2 separate regions of the Mus musculus genome follow, and region 1 is linked to region 2. A link is a loop called in an ENCODE intact Hi-C map of the cell type or tissue named here. Cell type or tissue: left cerebral cortex. All regions are shown on one strand.

Region 1 (8,000 bases), 63 kb before region 2:
CGTTCACGAATACCCTTACCTTAGAAACCAATGCATTTCATAGTATTGTGTGCTGGATAGTAAATTACCTCCAAGATTGCTAGATTTAAGCTTCTATTGGACAGAAATTATTTTCTAGTTCACCAACATGTCCCAAGGGACCAGGGCAGTTTTTTTAGGCGCTAAGTGCTCAATACATCTTTGTTAGTTGAATGAATACAAAGAGAAGGTTGAGCTGTGCACATCAGGCGTATGTGTGGGGGGAGTGGGAATAAAGATGCAGCTAGAATGAGCTGTAAAGAGTTGCAACTGGCCTCTATCAGATATTAATATCCTTCAAGGGGTTATTCTTTTCTCTTAGGGGGAACTGACTCACAGAGAAGTTAGCTGGCAGAGGAATGTAGAAGCAAAGGCAGGACCATTTTAATTGGTAGTCTTGAACTTGACTAGTTCTAAAGATCACTTAATGCTGATGGCCCCAGATTGCAGAAGAAAGTTACTGGAGATGAAATTTTAAAAAATTAACTGTTGCTCTGCCTTATGATTTTTAAAATGATTTATTTATGTTTATTTTTTGTGCATTAATCTTTTGGCTGCATGTACATCTGTGTGAAGGTGTCAGATCACTTGGAGCTGGATTAGAGACGGTTGTACACTGCTATGTGGGTGCTGAGTCACCATTGTGCAGTGGTTTGGGACATTGGCTAATGTTCTAATCTGGACCAAAGGTTCAGAGATAAGAACCCGAGACAGAAGCAATTGGTTTCCCACATAATAATTTTAACCTGTGACAGTCATCAAACCACTAAATACCTCAAAGTCTGTATTAAACATACCTTCAAGGGTTCTGTGAGAGTCCCTGGATTGCAGTGATTGTGTTGTGAAAACCTTTAACAATGATAAGATAAACAGGTAAGCTAATCAAGACAAGAATAGTGGCTGGATGTTTTGGTGCAGCGTGGGAAATATCTGCAACCACCAAGACCAGCAGAGTGTCCACTCATGTGAGGCAGTTCCAGTTCAACAGAACATTTCTAAAGTATAATACCAGGCAGTTTATTTCAGGCATATTGACATAAACACACAATTGAAATAGCACAATTTTGGAAAAAAAAAGTTTTGTGATGATAATTAACTCAATCCCATGTATACAATAAAGCTTAAGACATGATTACACTGAAACTCTTTTCAAAGTACATATGACCTCTTCCATAAGGATGGGTTCTATTGACCAAGAAACAATGCTCAAGATAAGAGTCTAGGGAGGATGGCTGAGGTAAAAACATAAACGTCTGAGGGAGTCAGATGTGGCCTGGCCATAGAGATAGCACAGAGGTCAACAGGCTCTTAACCACCTCTGTTCCATTAGTAAAGTCCATATGACATGTCCCCTAAGGATGGGTTCCATTGATGGGGAAATAATGCTTAAGATAAAGGTCTAGGGAGGAAGAGTCAGAGGTAAACAAAAGGGTCTGGGAGAGTCAAGTATGGCCTGGTCCTATAGATAGCACAGATCGACGGGCTATTAACTACATCCATTCCCAGCCTTATAGACAGAAAACTGGTATATCTCTTCCTTTGAAGGGACAACCCTGTGTGTTTAACATTCTGGTTTCCCCAGTGCTTATCTGTGAACACAAGGACTTCATGCCCTTACAGAGCAGCAGTTCATTTTCATGTTGGCCTTAAAAACAAAGCAAAGCAAAAACAAAACAAAACAACCAAAATTTAGGGCAATGGAAAGATTCTGGTGACATCTTCTGGAAAACTCATGTGTGTAAGCGCATGCTGTGATGGAAACAAAAGAGCTCTCCTGGTAGGGAGAGAGGTCCTGCATCTGACTGGTCCTGGAATTAGCAACTGTTCCTGAAGGCAGTCTGTCTCTCCGCTCCGTTGTCTTTACCTATAACAAGGAATGGGGAACAGAGTTGACTGCCATAAAGTAAGCACACATACAAGCTAATAGTTACACTCTCAGCATTTGTTCTCAGTTTTGTATTTTGATGATATTCAAAGGCAGGTTTTGTAGTCAGGTCTAGCCCCCTAGTGTAATTCTTTGTGTATAAAGAAAATATCTGTGATATTTTTGTCATGGAAAGCGGCATGTACCTCATTAAAATATCCTGAGGACTTCATTCTTAAGACAGTTGAAAAATCAAAGACTAATTACAGAGTTCTTTGTATATTCAGGTCTTCTTAGAAAACAACCATTACTATGGGCAGCTCTTGTGCCCAGGTCCCCATCAGTACGTGTGCCAATATAAATATCAGCTAGCCCCATGGGGGACTGTGGTGAGCCAGTGGTAAATTAAAAAAAAAATGCTCCCTTAAGCTCGTATATTTGAATATTTGGTCCCCATTTAATGGAACTGTTTGGGAAGGGTTTGGAGGTGTGGCCTTGTTGGAGATATGTCACTGGGGATTGGCTTTGAGGTTTTAAAAGTCCACACTAGGCTCAGTGTCTCTCTTTCTTTGTGTGCTGGCTGAAGAGCAGATGTAGAGATCTCAATTACTGCTCCAGCACCGTGCCTGTCTGCTTCCCACCATCGTGGTCATGGACTAATCTCTAAAACTGTAAGCCAACCCCCAATTGAATGCTTTCCTTATAAGAGTTGCCTTGGTCGTGGTGTCTCGTTACAGGAATGGAATGGTAAGTGACTAAGATCTCTCACATCCAGGTCTGCATCAGTATTCTGGCACATGCAGCATGGAATTAAGTGCTAAGGTCTCTATCAGGAGACTGGCCCTTTGTAATGTGGTGTTTTGGGCAGATGGTAGCACCCCCAGTGTCCAGTCTTTCATTTCCCATCATGCTTTGTTAGATGCAGGAACTGTCTCAGTATCTCCATATAGGATCTTGCCTTTCTCCACATAGGCTGACTCTACTCACACAAAAGTTTGAGAATGACTAACAGTGTTTTAAGAAGCTACCTCACTGGGTGGGCAGGGTAAGGGTAGAAGCATCTTAATTCTGCTCCTGCCCCTACCCTACTCCCACAAACACTATCATAGCTTTGCTTGTGGGTGAAAATACAACCTACTTCTGCTTTTAAAAATATGTGGTAAGAGACACGTACCACTAAATGTACCATTTTAACTTCTGGATATACAGTCCAGTGGGATTTACCACATTTACATTGTAAAGCCGCCATCGTCATCCATCTTCAGAGATGTTTCATATTCTCAAACTCTATACCTACTAAAAATGAATTCCCCAGTAATCTAATCTATAATCAATTTCAGTCTCTCTGTTGACTACGGTAGGTAATTCATATAGTTGGAGCTGTGTGCTATTTGTTCCTTTCTGCTTACCTTGTTTCTCTTAAAAATATCTCCAATATTCATACATGTTATAGCATGTTCCCGAATTCCATTCTTTTAAAAGCCTGTATCATGTTCCATTATATGTGTAGGCTGTTGCATATTTTGTCTAGCCATTCCTCTGTCATTGGACTTGTAGATTTTCTACTTTTAGCCGCTGTGGATACCGTTGCTATAAAAATGGTGTGTTATTGTCGTCTCTTAGATGGGGTGTGATGCACCTGGCTTGGTACAGTGCTTGCCTGGGGTATCATGCCCCGGGCTTGGTCCTCCAGCACTATAAACTGAACGTGTTGATGCAGGCCTGTAATCCCAGGTGAAGGTGAAGTTGGAGGCAAGAAGACCAGAAGTTCAAACTCATCTTCCACTACAGAGTGAATTGAGACTAGCTTGGGCTATAAGGAGACCCTGTTTCTACACAAACAAATCTCCAACATTCTAATCTTACTATTATTAGCTATTTCTATCCCAATATCCAGGAACACACTGGGCGGTGGTAAATAATAAATACTTTACACTTGACCTGATTTTTATTTTACCTACTGACTTAGAATAGATGTATGAATTGCTTTACTGCTCCAAATGTCAGTGAGAGAACCACCCTCAACAGGATAGACAATTCTTTTGTCTTTCAAGTGGCTACAGTCCTAGATCATCATCTTTCACGATCAGTGCACTGAGTCCTTCTTCTATATATTTGTTTTTTTCATGCTAGGCATTGAACCTGGGCTCCGACACATGCTAAGCAAGTACTTGACTTCGGGCTTACATCCCCATCCCTACTCTTGTGTATATTTGAAATTTACAAAATAAAATGTTTATTCAAATAATTAAAAACTCAGGCCTGGACACTAATCATGTGACTGAAGGGACCACCCACAAACGTATGCACCCATCTGGGTTTTTTGTTTTTTTTTTTTTTTGTTTTGTTTTTTTTTTTGTTGTTGTTTTTTTTGCATCAAGTTGCTAATTGGGGGTCAACTGCTAACTGTTATGGATTTCATTTTTTTTAGTTATATAATTGTATTCATGATAACCAATGTTTAAGGCCATCTTTTATGCCTATGATATATAAACACATTATCTGACAGATCATTTTTAGAGTCATTTTAGCTTAAGCTTATTTATGAGCATACAAGATAACATTTAAATAGCATTTAAATACCTCCTGTAATGGCATTGCACATTCCCTCAGTGTTACTGAAACCGGTTGCAATTTCTCCTTCCAGATACATAAAGTACTAGAAAAGTAGCCAAAAAAGAGACATGGACTCAACATGGTGCCAAAAATAATAATAGCGCTTGAAATGTTAAACAGTTTCTCAGAGCCCTCCTTGTTCCCCTCCTCCTGCTTCTCCTTGGAGACAAGACTCCCGGCTGGCTTCCTGGTCACATGGTGGGCCATCCTCCTGAGTCAGTAGTGGCAGCTGTTTGAGACGGATATGTGGGGTTCATTGGAACAGGGATGGATGGTGGAATGGAAAGAATGGAGTCTCACCTCAGATCCAAAGCAGGAGAAAGAGAAGTGCTGAGTTAAGGCTGTGAGAGAAAGCTCATTTCTCTTCATGTCTCTGCACAGCTGAGTAAGATGTTCTTGACTGAATGTCTAGTTGGCCTATTTTCTTCATTTTCTTGGTGGCAGATGACAGTCGTCCTGGGGTCTGACACTGTGACTCTCTAAACACAAGGCATGTCCTGTTATGCAGAGTTAAAAGTCAGGAAGGAGGTGTGAACAAGTCGATCACTTCTTCATTAGCACTTTGGGAAGTTCATCAAGACACTTGGTTCCAAGCCAGCTCCCTAAGACAGCTCATAAGGTTAGGGAAAGCTGGCACAGGGACGCCAGTACAACCCTGGAGGAAAAGCCTCCCTAGTCCAGCCAGTGCAACCTCAAACAGCACTGCCCACTTTATCAGTGCTTTCTTTCTTCTCAGAAATATTCTTGATGTTAAGTCCATGTGAGGTCTGTGCTATGCCCAATCAACACTAACACTTATTTTTTGAAATACTAATTTAGAGGAAAGATATAAGATAATGTGCATGTAGCTTGCATCAAATATTCTGCTAAAAAAATAAGCATTATTTCTTATTTATGGTTTTATTCTAGCCAGGAGCACGGCAAACTTCATTGTAAAGAACATATTCATCTATTCAGAAAATGGTGATTTAGTATGTCTTAGTTTCTTTTTCTGTTGCTGTGATAAAACACCCCAGCAAAAGGAATTCAAGAGAAAGGGTTTTTTTTATTTCAACCATCCAGTTTACATTTACAGTGCATCACTGGAAAATCAAGGGAAATCAAAACAGTGGGAGCTTGTGGCAGCTGATCACATCCTAAGTCAGGAAGTGAAGGTGGACAAATGCCTGTGCTCAGGCTAGCCTTCCTCACTGTGTACAGTCCAGGATCCAAACCCAGAGAACAGTGCCACTCACTCAATTCACATAAACAACAATCAACATAGGATCCCTCACAGGTGAGCCTGGAGGCACGAGGGTGATGTTAGATCCCATGAGATTAACAATCCACAGTAGCTATCACAGGCACTGATTTTGGCCAATAGGGATGCAGCCAGCTACAAACAAGACCAGCTTCTGTTCTCAACAAGTGCTAGAGGATAGAAGATATACAACAGTTTGTCAGACTGAGAAATTCCACCTAATTACTAAAGTAAAGCCAGTTTATGGGGACTGGTAGTGATGCTGGGGGGAGGGGGACCTGAGTAACCACAGAGAGCTTCCAGGATAGGCAGGAGACAAGATGGGGGTCTATGGAGAGGCAGGGTGGGAGGTTGGGGGTGGGGCAGGATGGGGCAGGGGTGGGATAACTCCAGACAGAGGGAGCAGGAGTGGAGGAACTCCTGGAAGTACAACACTGGGCTGCACAGCCACACGCACCATGGCCTTCCTTAACATTTCCATTTTCAGGCCATCCAGTACTCCACCGACAATGGGCACAGGGCACAGGGCAAGCAGGGTCTTGATGAGAGAACAAATCCACTGGTGTAAAAGTGTTGAAATGCTAGGTTAGCCAGCCCTGTATCATCACTATTAGATGCCACAGATTTTACCAAAGGAGCCACCTTAGCTTTGGGAAGGAGGTCTTGAACTCCGTGCATTCAAACGCAGGTCTCTAAAGCCCTGCTTATGAGCTGTGATGGCATCTGTCCCACCAGTGACCTGGTTTGTTTCCTTGAAGAGTTCCTTTAGATGTCTATGACGTTGTTCTTCTAGGAAACAGGAAGAGAGTTTGAGACCAGCATACAACTGAACCCAGAACTTTAATGTGCTTCCTGTGCCCAAGGGATGTTTCTACTGTCAGCCTCAGGAGCTATTATTCTGGATTTCCGTTCTGGTCCCAAGAGAGTGTGCTGCCCCACCCTTATCCCCAGCCCTGCCTACACATTGGAGTGATAAGAGTTTAAATTACCTAGACAGTGCCATCTAGTTCTCAACCTAGGACTCTGAGTTCTAGGTTTACGAAGACATAAAACTTCAAGCCCTTAATCTAAATTGAATCACAGCTCTGTGATAGCTAGGACAGGTGTGACTTCCCTGCAATACTCAGCCTGTACTGCCTTCTGGGTGGACACCTCTTGCAAATCAAGGTCATTGCCTCACCTCAGCCACCTGCTGCTCACACCTCTCCATCCTAGGGTAGGACTGTGAAACTCCTTATCAGTCCAAAATCCTTATAAATGGTGCTCAGATGAGAGAGCTTCACTCAGGCATATCCCCTCCAACCGAGACAGAATGGAGAGAGCAGTGACCAAGAAAGTGTCTTCATTCATGCTGATTGGTTAGTGACTGCAATCATTGGGCAAGGTATTTTGGTAAATCATGCAAAATTCCTTAAGTGTATGTAAGTTCAATTTTTACTTCCACTATCATGATAGGCTTGACCTGGAATGGTTGGCAGGGAGGTTATAAACTTAAACTCCTGTGAATGGGAAGTTCTTCAGCCTGGTTTTCACAAACTTTTCTCATATTACAGGCAGGGAACAGAAGATGAGTTGAAGAATCTATTCAGTTCTGTTGACTCAGGTTGACACACTCTGCTGCCAACCCCAGACCCTGTGATTACTCTTATTGGGTTGTTAGTACCACACAATCTATATTTCCCATCAAACATGCTCTCCCGAGAGTCCTCTGGGGACAGATTGAGTCCAGCCAGCATGTCAATAAATAGCATAACGGAATTAACTGACATTTCATTTATCCTTCAATGTTTTTATTTTTTTTCCTCCCAGACATTAGTTCAAAGGATCATAATGTCATAGAGCATCCATCAAAGGGGATAAAAAAAAAAATGAGACAGAACTTATTCTATCTCACACTTTTCAGGCTTATGCAGGGATCCCTGGAGTAAAGCTGGCCATCTCAGAAGTGCTTCTCAGTCTGTCAGTCTACATCTGCAGGCTCAATCTTCTTCTTTTTTTTTTTTAAAAAATGCTTGCTATTAGGAAATATTCTCTAGTGAGCTTATGTGCGCATACCTTGCAAACAAGGAACACGGCTGAGCAGACCTCACCAAAACACTGATTCTTTCCTACAGAGATAGTGGGAAACAAAAATCACAGCAACAACAAGGAAAATAATAAAAAGTATTTAGAGATGATTTCCACCAATTGGGGGCTCCCTGTCTTGTTCACAGGAGCCACAACATTTACATCGGCGTGATCATGATATACAGAGAGACAGTC
Region 2 (8,000 bases):
GCCTCTGGCTGTTCTCTCTCCCTCTCCCTCTCCCTCTCCCTCTCCCTCTCCCTCTCCCTCTCCCTCTCCCTCTCCCTCTCCCTCTCCCTCTCCCTCTCCCTTTCCCTCTCCCTCTCCCTCTCCCTCTCCCTCTCCCTCTCCCTCTCCCTCTCCCTCTCCCTCTCCCTCTCCCTCTCCCTCCCCCCCCCTCTCTCTCTCTCTCTCTCTCTCTCTCTCTCTCTCTCTCTCTCTCGTATTTACAATAAAAGCCTTAGTCATATCAAGGAGCAGTCATGTCAGCAGTTTCTTTACTGTACTTTCTAACATACATGCTATTTCCCCATCTATCTGCTTCCCCAAGAAGAGAAGATTCCCAAAATGGGAAAACAAGGGGCTGCTGCCATTTATCCTTGGAAGCCTTTGCAATCTTAATTTTTTCATGCCTACTTTTTTTTAAAAAAAGATTTATTTATTATTATATGTAAGTACACTGTAGCTGTCTTCAGATGCACCAGAGGAAAGCATCAGATCTCATTACAGATGGTTGTGAGCCACCATGTAGTTGCTGGGATTTGAACTCAGGACCTTTGGAAAAGCAGTCAATGCTCTTAAACACTGAGCCATCTCTCCAGCTCCCATGCATACTTTTAATGATAAGTCTTAAACACTTTAACCTCCCTTCTAGCCCACCACCCACCAAAGGTAGTAGAAAAGAAAAGATATGGGGGAAGTAGACTTGTTTAGAAATGGTTCTTTGGAGCAGACCTCATCTTCGTTGTGAGGAAATCAGCAGTTCAGTTCACAGGTCGGCAGCTGCAGCTCGGTCCACTTGAAAACACTTCATGGATACACCAGCAGTCTAGTTTGGTAGTGTCAGGATAGCAGCAGCAGTGGCATGACCTAGCAGGAACAGCCAGGCCTCAGCCTCCGCATGAGTCAGCAGGAGAGACCAGGGACAATGGGAATGCCAGGAAAAGTTCTCAGCTGTGCCTCTCTCAGTGAAGCAGTGAAGATGCGGGACCAACAAGCATTGCACAGCTAACTCTAGAAGCAAGCAAGCCTAGTTCAGCCTCCATCACTGTCTGAGGAGTCCTATTTAAACTCCCTCCAAACATCACATCCTTCATGGGTCTTGCCTCAGCATGAGTCTTACCTCAGTATGTGAGTCTTTATCCCCTGACATCACTCTGCCAATTGGTCCAGGTCCAAGGAAGCAGCAAGAAGCCACAGCTTATCACCAGAAGTTTTTTTTTGTGCATTTCTCTCTATAGAGTCCACACAATGTAAGGCAAAACAGTCCATGCGTGTTGTTAGCAAAGACTCCTTCATCACGTGTCCTTTCACATGCTTGCTTTAGCAGAACATCCTTCCACCTGTGTCTGCTCCAGCCAAACGTTCCTTCACAAGTCTGCCTTAGCTTTTCACCTGTGTCTGCTTCAGCAAAATGTTTGCCCCAGCAAAACACCATCCAACACAACTGATTTTCCAAAGAACCCTTCAGTTTCCACATCAGGCCTTTCTTGCATTTACCTGCTGCTTCATTCATTCATTTATTCATTCACTCACTCATGCATACATGCATGCATTCATCCAGACAGTTATTGTAAGTGAGGCACATAACTACTGAAGGGATTTTTGGAAATCTATAATTCTCTTGGCTGAAGATGAGATTTAAAGCTTCTCTTCATGTGTTTAAACGCCAGTTCTAGCTAGTTGTAATATTGATAATTTAAAACACAAGTGTTGGCGCATTAATGTATCTATCATACATCTACACATCTGTTAACAACCTGCTAGTAGTAAAACATTTTCTTTCCTCCTTGAATGTCCATTCCCTTTTAATTCCCACATTTATCACAGTTTATGCTTGAAAATCTATAATTAATCCCCTATCATCATTCTAGGCAGTGGTAACCCATACAATACAAACCTAATTGATTTCTATTTATTTCGGCTGTGTGTGTTCTCTCTCTGTGTGAATGTGTGTGCTGTATGTGAATGTGTGTGCTGTGTGTGTATGTATGTGTGTGCATGTGTATGTGCTCTGTATGTGTGCTATGTGTATATAGGTGTGTGTGTGTGAGTACAGGTGTCCACACCCATGCATGCCTGTACAGAGGTCACAGGTTCATGTTCTCTGTTGTTCTCTATTTCAGTTTTTAGACAGAGTCTCTCTCTGAACCTGGAACATGACTTTTTGGCTAGCCTGGATGACTGGCCAGGCCCCAGTCTATCTTTGCCTTTCTATCTCCGGAATTATAAACAAATACAGCCTAATTTAGCTTTTACATGGTTGCTGTGGACCCGAACTCAAGTCCTCTTGTTTATACCCATGACTGACTAAGCCATCTCCCCCAGGCCCAAATTAATTTTTAACTAATCCCTAATTTTCTAATAATTATTTTAAAAAATTCCTAACTTAAGGTTTTATACACAATTTCTCTAGATTGTCGAATTATTTTTAAAAACATAAATGTACTACAACTTTAAACAATGCAGTTATAACTTGAGGAAGACCAGAGACATGGACTTTAAAACACACACACATACACATACACACACACACACATACACACACATACACACACACACACACATACACACACATACACACACACACACATACACACACATACACACACACATACACATACACACACACACACACACACACACACACACACACACACACAGGCAGGCAGGCTGTGAAAGGAGATCCAGCCTTACAGTATCTGCCTAATGGCACATCCCAGGTCAATCTGACTAGGATCTGGGATCCATTGAAATATATCCAGTCTAGCATATCCCAACTGGAAGGCTGCTTCCCTGGGAGCCAAAAGCCCCGGCTTCCTAAGGGTTAGCCACAGCACACGGAGATGCAATGGGACCAGTCAGAAGAAAGGCCTGATAGTGACAGAATGGAGGAACATAGCAAAAGACTTAGAATGGCTAGTGTGTACAGGGCAGAAGGGAAAATTTAGGTAAAGCTTAGCTGGCAGGCTGGCCCTCAAAGACAAGGTGTGGTTGCAGAAAGAAGAAATTGACCTTTGGGGATCGCTGGTCTAAGCTCTGTGAGGTGCATCCTCACTGAGACAAACACCAAACACCACTGGGACCCTCTGTCTCCTTTTGCCTCTAAGCTCTGTGAGGTGCATCCTCACTGAGACAAACACCACTGGGACCCTCTGTCTCCCTTTGCCTCGGTGGCTTGGTTACAGCACAGAGGAATAAAACTTCCCTTCCTTTATCTGCACCTTCAGGTCTCCCCGCAGCACCTTCTACTGGCAGAGCCCAGCATGGAGCCTCAGGCAACTGAGCTCCCCAAGGCTTCAGGACCCAAAAGAACGAGAAAAAGTGGAGTGTGGGTGCCAGGAGAGAAGTTGACACCAGAAGTGCATGTCAAGAGAAAAGTACAGTTAAAGGATTAAGGCATACACAAGAAGGGCAAATGACTTTTACTCGGCCTCTTCTCCAAACGAATAGATGGGAGACTCTGAGTCCTCTGTTTACACCTTGGGATTCAGTGTGAATAAGCAGAAGCTAAATGTTCTTTGCACTGATTCCAGGGAGTCCTGGTTGCCTCTGTGGCTGGCTGGGAGCCCCTGCTAAGGCACTCAAGGAGCAGGAGGGACTCAGGAGGTGAGAGAGAGTTCCTTCCTCCACTTTGGCAGTTGCTCATCCTGACACCAGCTCTGAGCAACAGATTGTCTTCCTTTGGTCGGTGTCCACGAAATGTAGGAAGGCAGGGGGCTGGTAAGAGGAGTGAGCATTCTGACTTTTCATATTTCTGCTGTTTGGAAGCGCAGCGATTGCAGACAGCGCCCAGCTGGCCCACGTGCTCCTCCGCCACTCCCAGCAGTATTCAGCACTGTGGTAAGACAACACTGGAGGGAGAAATTTGTGTCACTGCCAACCAACTGTGATGGGATTATTTCAGAATCATTCTCTGTTGGCTTTCTCAAATGAAACTCTCTGCCCTGTTCTATAAAGCATGCCATTACTCATCTCAGACCGGTTTGAAGGGAGCCTCTGAATGTGTGATGTGCAGACAGGGTCCTGGCCAGGAAGAGACAGTGCCCTATACCCATCACCACTGACTGACTAAATATGTGGGAAAATCTCTCGATCTTCAACGCTTCCTTCACCGTCCTTTTTCTTGCCACACACCACACACTCATAGTGCAGAGACCATGGTTCCAGTCATCAGCCTCAAGGGGAAATATATATGGCTCAGTCCTTGCTATTAAGGGGACAAGAGCATGGGAAATACTTATGAATCTTGTCTGTACAGCTCACATCCATAGCTCGTCTCTAGCAATTCCATTCACATTGACGTTTAAAGCCATCTTTTTATTAGAGTATCAAATATCACTGTATGCAAGTGTGTGTGCCTCTCCAGGTACTTGTGTGGGCCAAAGGTCAATCCCAGGTCACTTTCTCCAGCTGTCCCTACCTTATTTGAGCCAGAGACTCACTGAACCCAGAGCTCACTGTATGGCTTAACTATCTGGTCAGCAAGCCCTAGAGGTACACCTGCCTCCTCCTGCTGCCCCTCAGTGCCGAGGTTGCAGACCTGCCTGTAAGGGCATGCCTGGCTTTTGCATAAGTTTGGGAATCCTGGGTCTTTAGTCACCTCCCATCTTACATAAATATATGTTTATGTATTTACCCTTCCATCAAAACATGACATGTCAAATGTAAGTCCCCCAAACATACCTGTGCTCTTTCTTAGTATCTATCCTTTCACCTACATGCAATCATTATTCTGACTTCTGTCATGGTGAATTTGTCTGTTTATGCACTTCACATAGTAAAGTCTTATAGGATACACTGTATTGCATCTGGCTTCTTTCACTCAACAGTGTTTGTGAGATTCATCCCAAGTAGCTCTCTTTTTTATTTCTGAGTAGTATTTATTCCATGGGTCTTTGGGTGGTTTCCAGTATTGGCTATTGTGATACTTAATTTTGATACCTACTTGAGGGGTCTAGAATTACACAGGAGGCAAGCTTTTCGGTGTGTCTGTGGGGGACTTTTTAGATTATGTTAACTGTGATAAAGACACCTACCTTAAATGTAGGCTCTTTTCCATGGCTGGGGGAACCTATGCTAAATAAAAATGAGAAGCCAGCTAAGCACCAGAATCAATCTTTCTCTGCTTCTTGATGGCCTTAGTTAGGGTTTCTATTGCTGCCATGAAACAACATAATCAAAGCAATTTAGAAAGGAAAGGGTTTATTTGGGTTTGCATTTCCATATGGAAGTCAGGACAGGAACTCAAGCAGGGCTGGAACCTGGAGGCAGGAGCTGACGCAGAGGCCATGGAGGGGTGCTGCTTACTGGCTTGTCCTCATGGTTTGCTCCGCCTGTTTCTTATACAACCCAAGACTATCAGCCAAGGGGCTGCCCCGCCCACAATGGGCCAGGCCCTCCCCAGCAATCACTAATTAAGAAAATACTCTACAGGCTTGCCTACAGACTGAACTTAATGAGACATCTTCTCTCTAGTACAACCAGTTTAAAATTATCCCCAACTAGCTTACCAGAAAAAAAAAAAAAAAAAAAAAAGAGACTCAGACTATGGTTATTTTATTTGGCTTTGACAATTACTGGGGTTGGGGGAGGGTGGTTCCTCAATACTTTTCTAACTGCTGGTCTGGCTACCTCTCCAGCGATGTATCCCAAATACTTGCTGTTTCTCCTGGCCATATGCTCATGGGCCATCTGCCTTCCTGGTGGCTTCCTCCTCTTCTCTCTCTCTCTCTCTCTCTCTCTCTCTCTCTCTCTCTCTCTCTCTCTCTCTTGTTCTTTCTTCTTTTCCTCCTGGTCTCTCCTCACTCCTCTCTCTCCTCCACCTCGATCAGGATCAGGTAAGTCAAACCCCTCTGACTTTTAATCCCTCGAGTTGCGGCTCCCTCCTCTGATGACTCTGACTTGTGTCAAATTGACACAGACTAGAACTAACCAGAACTGCTGTCCATGGCTGTAATAGGAGCAGCTAGCTCTGCCTGAGGCTTCTCCTGCCCTGATGTTCCCTGGAACTGAGTCAAGGCAAACCTGTTCTTCCTTAAGTCACTTTGTCAGTTATTTTGTCACAACAGCTGATCAAGTAACAAAGTCAGCGATTCTGAATGAAGCTTCTGTGGACACTTTTGTGCATTTGGGGTATATATTATACATAACACTTATTACACACATACTTCCTCACCTTGAATATTATATTAACCCAAATATATGAACAAAGCTGTACCATAACTGTAGAAGGAAAAGTTTAATGTGAAAAATGTTTGTAACAGGAGAAGTAAATAAAAAGGGAGGAGTAAAGAAAAATTTAAAGAATGCAGAAAACCCAACAAACAAGCAGACATAAAGAGCAGTCACCCACCCCTGGGGAGCAGAGAGTGAGCAGGAAAGATGCATCTTCTATGGCTGCCTTGGGGCTGAGATACTGATCTTATTGGAAAGTGTATGAGCATGGCTCGCAGACAAGCAGAGAAGTCACTGTGGTACTTACTGCACTGACCAAACCTGTGACTCGGCATGCTTGAGAAAGCCATCATGGGGCAGTGTCTTACTAAGGATACTTAACAACAGAAGTGAATGATGGCACTGACCAAGCTGTGCTTGTAGCCAGGCCCTGCAGAGATGAGAACTATAGAGGCTGAGCATACTGTGGCAGCTGGTCCTCAGGAGAGCCTGCTCCCACTGCAGGGGCTGCACACTGGAAAAGCACAGGGCCTGGCTGGTGAGCACACTATAACTGGAAACCAACTTATTCCGCCACAGTTGTGTCAACAGTCTGTACTGGCCAAACTTCAGGACAGGCTGGAAAAAGTAAAGTATTAAAGGACCAATACTCCTCTCCTCAGAGTAGTCAGAAAGAGTCAACCTGTTGCAGAGAGACAGGAGTAGCTGGTGTGTCAGAGTTACCAAAGAGGTGGCCTTGGTGGATTGTTCAAAGGGTTTTCTCAGTTAACAAAAGTGCACAGCAACAATAAGACTGCCAGTTGCTTTGCTTGCTTGCCAACACTGAAATTTCAGTTTTCCTCATTTTAGACCCTCTGGAAAATAGTTTGCTTTATTGTGGTTTTATTTGACATTTCGCGGATGAGCAAAGGTGTGTGTCATCTTTTCATGTGCTTATTGTGCATTTGGATATTCTCTTTAGTAAAAAGTGTGCTCCAGTCTGCTGTCAGTTTTTTTGTTTTGTTTTTTGTTTTTGTTTTTTTTGGAGGGGGCTGATTATCTGTTTATTGTTCATCTGTAGCCTGTGGACACATAAGAACTAAAAGAATTATCATTGACTATGTAATTCCTCTGATGTCTCTTAAAATCTTTACTCTTTACACTCTCACTCTCCATTGGAATTTAGCCTTAGAATCTCCTCCTTTCGTTTTTTAATGCCTTCAGATGATATCACAGCTCTCTGAAGTGAGGGGGTTCCGCAGCACAGCATAGGAGATGTCAATGGCTCCACTCGGGGCCTTCTTGACCCCAGGCTCCCTTCACTCTCCCACTTAAGAACTGCATTTTGGCCAAGATGATGACACTACTGTTCCTCAGAACTTGTAGGCCTTTGTATCTGTTGGCAGTTTTGTTTAGTAAATCTTCTTCTTCTTCTTCTTCTTCTTCTTCTTCTTCTTCTTCTTCTTCTTCTTCTTCTTCTTCTTCTTCTTCTCCTTCTCCTTCTCCTTCTCCTTCTCCTTCTCCTTCTCCTTCTCCTTCTCCTTCTCCTTCTCCTTCTCCTTCTTCTTCTTCTTCTTCTTCCTCTTCTTTCTTATGATTAGTTCTCGATTGTCTTCAGATCTGTCAAAAATGAAAACCCCTAAGCTCCCTTCAAGAAATTGACCCCCTAAGAATGTGACTAAGGTAGGTCACAGAAAATTCATACTTACATTAGAACTCATGGCAATGCTGACAAAGACAGTGTATTAGTTAGGGTTCTCTAGAGTCACAGAACTTATGAATAGTCTCTATATAGTAAAGGAATTTATCGATGACTTACAGTCTGCAGTCCAATT

The links. Hi-C counts contacts between places; a loop is a spot of excess contacts. Peaks named below come from ENCODE experiments on the same cell type or tissue, not always from the same donor. Only the 100,000 strongest peaks of a DNase experiment are listed, where the experiment ranks them.
Region 1: it touches region 2 in a loop (5-fold over the local background); 4 of 42 quality-filtered maps call a loop at or near these places.

What each region holds. Positions count from the first base shown.
Region 1 is chr12:117,498,026-117,506,025 of GRCm38, reverse strand. It overlaps Gm31482 (a long non-coding RNA gene), which reads right to left. Exons shown (of 3, transcript XR_382010.2): 2 at 4,799-4,995; 3 at 1,073-1,882. Among named protein-coding and RNA genes, the nearest start is that of Rapgef5, 32 kb to the left of the region's middle. In left cerebral cortex, no CTCF peak of the experiment used is centred here; DNase peaks (open chromatin) are centred at 2,931, 4,656 and 5,049; H3K27ac peaks cover 2,696 bases.
Region 2 is chr12:117,435,222-117,443,221 of GRCm38, reverse strand. No RefSeq gene overlaps it. Among named protein-coding and RNA genes, the nearest start is that of Gm31482, 27 kb to the left of the region's middle. In left cerebral cortex, a CTCF peak has its summit at 3,274 (motif pointing left); DNase peaks (open chromatin) are centred at 3,328 and 3,825.